Regions from separate parts of the Homo sapiens genome. Here region 1 is linked to region 2. Evidence: read pairs that join two places in POLR2A ChIA-PET (ENCODE). Cell type or tissue: MCF 10A. All regions are shown on one strand. Links, peaks and the distances in the headings refer to the core of each region. The heading gives the core; the rest is flanking DNA.

Region 1 (4,399 bases), core at 198-4,197, 110 kb before region 2:
TACAAAATATACACCTAACCTACCTACTTAGAGTTAGCCTTTTACCTCTAAATACAACGTCAAAGTATTGCAACCATATAGGTTTCTTTATTCTAGTCCCCCTCCCTTATAATTGTATATGTGTGTGTGTGTGTGTGTGTGTGTATCTATATACACTTTCAATGTATGTAGGTATATAGATATGTATCTATACTTTCAATGTATATCTACATGCATACATTGTATATGTATGTAGACATATATCCACATACATTGAAAGATATATATCTATATACATATACAATGCATGTATGATACCTTTGGCCACTACATCCTTCTTAAATTTCCTGTTGCCACTCATGACCCAATTTCCTTGACCAGTTATTCCTCCTTCAAACATCCCTCTTACATGTGATAGTCCTCAGCATTTAGTTTCCTCAACTTTCCCCTAATTATCAGTTGACTCAATTACCACCAAAATATCAATGACTTCTAGATCCATTTTCCTACCTAGACCTCTCTTCTAAACTCCAGTTATGTATTTCAACTGCCTATGTTGTCCCCGATAAACTCCACATTGTAGGAAATAAAAAGAAAGGAGTTACAAAAGTTAGGTTCAAAGCAAAATTTAAAAACTCCTAAATGAAACAAAGATCTAGTGATGATAAAGGCTATGGCCCACAATGAAGATATAAAAGTAATGAACCTTTCTGTAAAACATGTGTGTGATAGAGCCGGTCCCCAGCTTTAAGCCTTTCAGCGATTCAAGTAACTGCAGAACATCTTTAAAGTACTGAGAGAAATGTCAATCCAGAATTCTATATCCAGCAAAAATACCCTTCAACAATTAAGGCAAAAAGAAAAAAAAGACATTTCAGATGAAGAAAATCTAAGAGAATGTGTTGTCAGAAGTTCTGCTCTAAAATAAATGTATAAGCAGGTCTTTAGGCCAAAGGAAAATTATACCAGTGGTAATACTAGAACTTCAGAGATAAAGAAAGAGCAGCAGAAATGGTATCTGGGAAAATTTTAAAACACAAATGGTTGTTTCTCCTCTTACGCTCTTTAAAATATGTATGGTGGTTGAAAGCACAAGTTAGAACCCTGGTGAGACTTCCAATGTATGTAGATATAGATAGATAGATAGATAGATAGATACATATATCTATATACATGTAGAGGTAATAATGGTAGCTATTTTATGGAGCTGATCTGAGGATAAAATAAGATAATGCACTTTAAAGTGCTCAGCACAATGTCTGGCAAATAGCACTCTATAGGCCAGGCATGGTGGCTCACACCTGTAATCCCAGCACTTTGGGAGGCCTAGGTGGGTGGATCACTTGAGGTCAGGAATTTGAGACCAGCCTGGCCAACATGGTGAGACCCCATCTCTACAAAAAATATAAAAATTAGCCAGGTGTGGTGGTGGACTCCTGTAATCCCAGCTACTTGGGAGTGAGGCAGGCAAGTGGCTTGAACCTAGGAGGTGGAGGTTGCAGTGAGCCAAGATTGCACCACTGCACTCCAGCCTGGGCGACAGAGCGACTCTGTCTCAAAAAAAAGAAAGCACCTGTAAAAGCTAGCTGGTGATTTTTATATTATTACTGACACAGAAGATAGGGATTGGGGGCAAATGGAATGTACTCAAAGAGCACAGCCTTGTTCAGTAATAATGTTAATACCAGATTGGGACACTATTCCACATCAAAAGGTGAATCCTTGTAACATTTGACAAGTAAGTTTCATAATTTTTAAAAGATTTCAATGCATCACAGATTATTCCTTCTTGATATGCCATTCATGGTTTATAGATGTGTAATAGCAGATTAAATAATTAGATTTTATTAGTTCTGGAGTATTAACTTCTGCTGGAAATGAACTTCCCCCTTCCCTATACCAATATTGAGTGAGGCCTCTTTTCTCAGATACCAATTAGAAACAAGGGGACAATGTTACACTTTTTCCTTCTAGAAACATACATTATACAGAGAGTTGTCTTTTGAAGTCTAGAAGTCTGAAAACACTGTAATTTTTTTTAAAGAATTAATACAATAAATGTATGGGTCAACTCGGAAAAATCTACAATGGTTTCTGGGATTTAATCTTGGCATGACTTTACCTCTGCACCTCTGCCCTCGGCGGGTACTTTTGTTTATGGGTGTCATTGGTTGAACAAATATTGTTTTAGTTACTACCATAACTGAAACATGATCTGTGCTCTAAAGGAGTCAACAAATGAGCCAGGGGGGCATGAGTAATTGCCTGTAATATAATCGTGCTCACGCTGTCATGGAGGACCGTACAAAGTGTCAGAAGCACAGCGCCAGGAGGCACAGCAAAGGGTAGTAGAGGTGACATTTGAGCCCGGCCTTGAAAACCGTCTAGGATTTCTCAGAATTTCAGCAAAGTAAGATAATTTCTGTCTAAAATATATAGGCAAACTTTTTATTAAAAATATGAGAAATTAATTAAATAACAGATTATGACCACAATGCAGATTTAAAACCCAAGGCATGATGAGTGCCGTTGACTAGTTCATCCAAACAGTTCAGAGAAGAGAACATCCATGTAGATCCTTCTTGTGTTACAGAATACAAAGGAACAGAAAATTTTGCCTCAGTAACTGCCAGGTCATTCTAATTAAAGTACCTATACATTGTAATATAATTCCTCCATTAAGGTAATAACCGATCAGGTGGTCCAGAGTCTGTGTCATTCAGTCAAGAAATTCACTCCCTTAACCTGGGGCTGTGCTGGAAATTCATTGACAAATTTTGGTCTTTGGTTCTCCGTTTTTCTTCAGAATTCATGCAGACCACTTGACTTCCTTAGCATTTTCTTTTGTAGGCGTATATTAATGTCCGTGGTTAAGCTTTGGCTTCCGTTTGCATCAATCCTGTTGTAATCGTGCCTCCTGAGGCATCTTTTTGCTTCCCTTGCATGAGTTTCCAAAATCCTACTTTCCACTTGGTAAGGGGAGTATCCATTTTCTTGAACGCAGTGGTTTTCAAACTTGCCTGCACATCAGAATTATTTGGGGAGAAGGATAAAAATACAGACTACTGAGCTTCACCTGGGATTCTGTAAATTTGGGTTGCATTTGAGATGACTTTTAACAATTTACCAGATGATTTTTGCTGCACCTCCACTTCAGTTTTAGGAAGGACTGTTTCAAGGCAGCTTTTCAAACTTTCATGACCATAGAAATCACCTGAAGATTGTGAGAAACTGCAGATCCTAATTTAGTAGGCCTGGGTTTAGGCCTGTGATTCTGAATTTCTCTCAAATGTGATAGTATCAATCCCTTGTTGAGTAGCAAGGTTGTTTCTTGTTTTTTTCTTTTGTTTCCAGGATCTTCATGACATTCAATGAGTAGCAAAATTTGAAGATAACTTCTGGAATTTCATCTAATGTGTACTCATCTGGATCTTAGGGGAAATAACCTATCAGGTTATAGGGAAGGAGGACCTTTAATAACCAAGCTAAATGTGTGGGCTGTTTACCTCTCCCTCTTATGCAAAGGTATCCCTTGCACACACTGAAAACTTCATAGACCAAAAGCATTATAGCTCTAGTTTGCCTTGAAGGAAGTTGTATTGTCTGTAGAGCATGTGGGCCATTTTCTGCCAATAAAATGTTCAAATGTTCTCTCTCTCCGAAGCTTTGTTCACTGTGTCTGGTGGAATTTTGGTTCTCAGGGAGTAGATGATACCTAGCCATGCTTCTAATGTGAAGTGTCTACCAGCCCATGGTCTCTATTTTGGATTTGAACTTACTTCGACCCCCCACCTGATGCCTTACCATTTAATCATATTGTGATTGAACATTTTTGTGTCCACATTTTTCATTTCTTATGTTATTATTCCTTAGTTCTTATCTGTAAGATCATAAAGTCCTTTGAACCAAACACAGTTGATATTTCATACATACGTTAAAAACTGAGCTGTGAGACCGGACATGGTGACCCACGCCTGAAATCTCAGCAATTGGGGAGGCCAAGACAGAAGGATCACTTCAAGCTAGGAGTTCGAGACCAGCCTGGGCAACAAAGCAGGACCATGTCTCTAAAAAAGAGAATTAGCCGGGCAGAGGGGAGTAGTCCCTGCTACTCTGGAGGCTGAGGCAAGAAGATCACTTGAGCCCAGGAATTCCAGGCTGCAGTGAGCTATGATAGTGCCACTGCACTTCAGCCTGGGTGACAGAGTGAGACCCAGTCTCCAAAAAAAACAGAAAACAAACAAAAAAACGAAGCATATGATGAGGAAACTTCCAGGAAAATGCTCTTATTTTCTGCTTTTAGAAACCAAAAGAATGTCTCATTGTGGGGTGCTACCATTATATTCAGGAAGTTTTAGAATGAAAAAGATTCTGAATTGATACTTGCTTACTTTATTTCAGAAAGTGGTAAAATAGCTGT
Region 2 (4,399 bases), core at 168-4,167:
AACCCAGCAAGGGCTGTTGGGAGCTTGATCAGAGGTGCCAGACAGAGAGCGATCTGGTGTCTGGTAAATACTGGTTTCTTTCCTGGGGAGGGTTTACAGTGAATGAAGGGGGCTTTGTTCTCTGAACACACGGTGTGAAGGATAAAAGAAGAGCACCAGTGTGGGCCAGCGACAAGAATAAAATGGGCTGGGGCCAGAGGCTGCAACCAGACCAGGTGCGACCTCCATGAGGCAAACATCGCTACCTGCCAGCTCATCATTTGTCCTTCCCAGCTGGTCTAGGAGCTGAACCCAGAGGCAGGTTCATCGAGGAGCTAATACAGCTTGAGCTTCAGGGCCCTTCTCTGCATGAGCAATGTGTTCACATGCTCACAGACTTCTCTAATATTTGCAAAAGTTAAAATGTTTTAAATGGACTGACGCTACCATCTTCTTCCACTCCAACTTCCCCTCCAGCACACTTCCTCTTGAGTCAGGTGGTGGTGGAGAGGCCATGTACATTTTGGGAATCTTGCTAAGGAATTGAGTTGGGCAACATGTATTGTAGGTTTAGCAGGACAGGTCTATGTGGTTCACAGCCACTTCCATGAATGACTCAGTTATTCCCAGCTGTTAGGAATGGCTTCTAGAACACTCCTCTGCCAATTGCGCCAACCCACCTGGATCCAGATGCAAAGATGCAGGGCCGGAGGCTCCAAGGAGCATCATGAAGGAACATGTCCCATGGTGCCTGGCACCCAAAGTACGTGGGCAATGGAGAATAAACAGATCAATGGAAAGACAGAATGGTCATTCTATTTTCTTTATAGAAAATATGTTAAACCCTGGCCAGGCACGGTGGCTCATGCCTATAATCCCAGCACTTTGGGAGGCCAAGGCGGACAGATCACTTGAGGCCAGGAGTTCAATACCACCCTGGCCAACATGGTGAAAGCCTGTCTCTATTAAAAATACAAAAATTAGGGCCAGGCGCGGTGGCTCACGCCTATAATCCCAGCATTTTGGGAGGCTGAGGGGAGCAGATCACCTGAGGTCAGGAGTTTAAGACCAGCCTGGTCAACATGGTGAAACCCCATTTCTACTAAAAATACAAAAATTAGTGGGCCACGATGGTGGGCACATGTTGTCCCAGCTACTCAGGAGGCTGAGGCAGGAGAATTGCTTGCACCCAGGAGGCAGAGGTTGCAGTGAGCCAAGATCGCACCACTGCACTCTGGCCTGGGTGACAGGACAGAGCAAGACTCCGTCTCAAAATAAATAAATTAATTAATTAATAAAAATAAAATAAAAAAAGTAGCCAGGCATGGTTGTGTGTGCCTGTAACCCCAGCTATTTGGGAGGCTGAGGCAGGTGAATTGCTTGAATCCGGGAGGCAGAGGTTGCAATGAGCTGAGATCATGCCACTGCATGCTCACTGCCTGGGTGACAAAGTGAGACTCTGTCTAAAAAAAAAAAAAGTTATATCTTCATCATTTGAAGGAGCAATCAAAGAGTATGCTGAAGAAGTAGGACAGTATTAAAATATTAAAATATTTGGCAATTTTTTTTTTCTGAGATGGAGTTTTGCTCTTGTTGCCCAGGCTGGAGTGCAATGATGCAATCTTGGCTCACTGCAACCTCCGCCTCCCAAGTTCAAGTGATTCTCCTGCCTCAGCCTCCCAAGTAGCTGGGATTACAGGTGCCTGCCACTACACCCAGCTAAATTTTGTATTTTTAGTAGAGACAGAGTTTCATCATGTTGGCCAGGCTGGTCTCGAACTCCTGACCTCAGGTGATCCATCCGCCTTGGCCTCCCAAAGTGCTGAGATTACAGGCATGAGTCACCTCCCCCGGCCATCTTTCTGGATTTTAAGATGTTTGAGGTATGTGTCAAGTTTTTAAAAATCTGTAATCTGTTTTGATTTCTTTGTTTCTTCTAAACACATATTTACTTCAGTACCTGGCTTTGTATTCACAATTTTGTACATTTTCTTTTTTTTTTTTTGAGACAGTCTCGCTCTGTCGCCCAGGCTAGAGTGCAGTGGTGCAATCTCGGCTCACTGCAAGCTCTGCCTCCCAGGTTCACGCCATTCTCCTGCCTCAGCCTCCCGAGTAGCTGGAACTACAAGCACCTGCCACCACGCCCAGCTAAGTTTTTGTATTTTTTTTAGTAGAGACGGGGTTTCACGGTGTTGGCCAGGATGGTCTCGATCTCCTGACCTCGTGATCCACACGCCTCGGCCTCCCAAAGTGCTGGGATTACAGGCATGAGCCACCGTGCCCGGCCAATTTTGTATATTTTCTTAAAGAGAAATTGCAAAAGCTTCCGGACCCACTAAAAATCCTGGATATGCCCGTAACAGAACCCCAATTTTGTTTAGGGTGACAATATACCCAATAAGACTGCTTTTCAGTCTCCCTTGCAGTTATGAGTAGCCACGTGAATAAGATCCGGAAATGGGGTGAAGTTGAATTGCGTGGGACCCCCAGGAAGGCTTCTTAGAGGGAGCAAGCTAACTTGTCTGAGAGGAGGAGTGCCCTTTGCCCCTTCGCCTTGTTCTCCTTCATGTTGCCTGAAATAACAGATGCGATGGCTGATGCTCCAGCAGCCATTTTAGTTCATGAAGTAACAAACTAAGGGTGATTCAGGAGAAAATACAAGGAGCTGAGTCCCCAGGAACAGTGGGGCTGCCACCCCAGACCTGAATGGCTGACCGCCAGCCTTTTTCATATGAGAGAAAAACAAACCCTTCTATCTTGTTCAAGCCTCTACATTTGGGGGTTTTCTGTTCAATGCTCCCAAAAGTAATCCTCAACTATACAATGATCCCTTGAGAAAGTCACTTCCCCTCTCTGTGCCTCAGAATCGCATCTGAAAACTGCAATGAGGCTGAATGACTAAACTGGTGCTTCTAATATTTCAGCCAACCACATGCCACATTTCTGAATGTTCCTGTGTCCATGTGCCATCAACACTATTTATTTAATATTCTTCTTTAAATTGATCTGTACTTCAAATTTTTTATTACATACCTTTGACTAACCCCAGATTGCTGTTCTAACATTTCTGCAAAGATATGTCTTCAAATCTTGATTTTAAAAAATAACATTTTTTCTCAAAGAAGGCATGGGATTTGTTCTTTTCTTTCTTTCTTTCTTTCTTTCTTTCTTTCTTTCTTTCTTTCTTTCTTTCTTTCTTTCTTTCTTTCTTTCTTTCTTTCTTTCTTTCTTTCTTTCTTTCTTTCTATCTTTTTTTGAAACAGTCTTGCTTGTTGCCCAAGCTACATGATCTCAGCTCACTGCAGTCTCCATTTCCCACGTTCAAGTGATCCTCCCACCTCAGGCTCCCGATTAGCTGGGACTGCAAGCATGAACTACCATGCCCAGTTTATTTTTGATTTTTTGTAGAGACAGTGTTTTGCCATGTTGTCCAGGCTGGTCTCGAACTGCTGGGCTCAAATGATCCTCTTGCCTCCTAAAGTGCTGGGATTGCAGGTGTGAGTCACAGCGCCCAGCGGGATTTGTTTTTTTATGGCTATTTCAGTAAGCAACATGTTGACATGAGCAATTTGGATAACTTCTTTGAATTACGTTACTGTTTTATACACACAGTATTTTTGGAAGTTGGACACTGGGGAAAGTCCTGGTGGATTTGTAATTTGTGTAACTCCACAGGAAGTTTCACAGGGCTCTTATTTCACTACGAGCCCATTCTAATGTTGACCCTGTCGCAGGCCTTACTTTATATAAATTATGCTTCCCTTAAAAGATTGGGACTCACTGTTCTGGTTCACTCACTCCAGCCAAAACTTGAGGGTCTGAAGTTTAGGCTGTACCTCTGGAACTTGTCTTTGTTCATGAAGACAAAAAATGCTTAAATCACTTTGATCTGAGTAGCTCCATGGGGTCTGATTAACTCCACATGGGTGCCAACTGAACTGTCCCACACAAACCCCCACTCCCATCACAGTGTTTTATTTTTTATTTTTGTATTTTTTGTAGAGACGGGGTTTTGCCATGTTGTCCAGGCTAGTCTCAAACTCCTGAGCTCAACTGATCCGCCCACCTCGGCTTCCCAAAGCGCTGGGATTTACAGGCATGAGCCACTGTGCCTGGCCCCATCACAGTGTTTTATATTGGGTATTTCAGAACCTCTTGCCCACAGAGAAATGGGCAGAGGGGACCACACTATGAGAATTGATTGTATGTGCTCAGAAATGGGATCATGGGCCGGGCGCAGTGGCTTACACCTGTAATCCCAGCACTTTGGGAGCCCGAGGCCGGTGGATTGCCTGAGGACAGGAGTTCAAGACCAGCCTGACCAACATGGTGAAACCTCGCCTCTACTAAAAACACAAAAATTAGCCAGGTGTGGTAGCAGTCTCCTGTAATCCCAGCTACGTGGGAGGCTGAGGCAGAA

What was found. ChIA-PET counts read pairs that join two places held together with the same protein. Peaks named below come from ENCODE experiments on the same cell type or tissue, not always from the same donor. Only the 100,000 strongest peaks of a DNase experiment are listed, where the experiment ranks them.
Region 1: POLR2A ChIA-PET joins it to region 2 with 5 read pairs; 12 of 35 experiments call an interaction of 5 or more read pairs at or near these places.

What each region holds. Positions count from the first base shown.
Region 1 is chr17:32,013,592-32,017,990 of GRCh38, forward strand. LRRC37B (leucine rich repeat containing 37B) reads left to right here. Exons shown (of 15, transcript NM_001321350.2): 2 at 4,381-4,399. Among named protein-coding and RNA genes, the nearest start is that of LRRC37B, 8.4 kb to the left of the region's middle. In MCF 10A, for the core only: no CTCF peak of the experiment used is centred there; a DNase peak (open chromatin) is centred at 2,220.
Region 2 is chr17:32,120,479-32,124,877 of GRCh38, forward strand. No RefSeq gene overlaps it. Among named protein-coding and RNA genes, the nearest start is that of RHOT1, 20 kb to the right of the region's middle. In MCF 10A, for the core only: no CTCF peak of the experiment used is centred there; no DNase peak of the experiment used is centred there.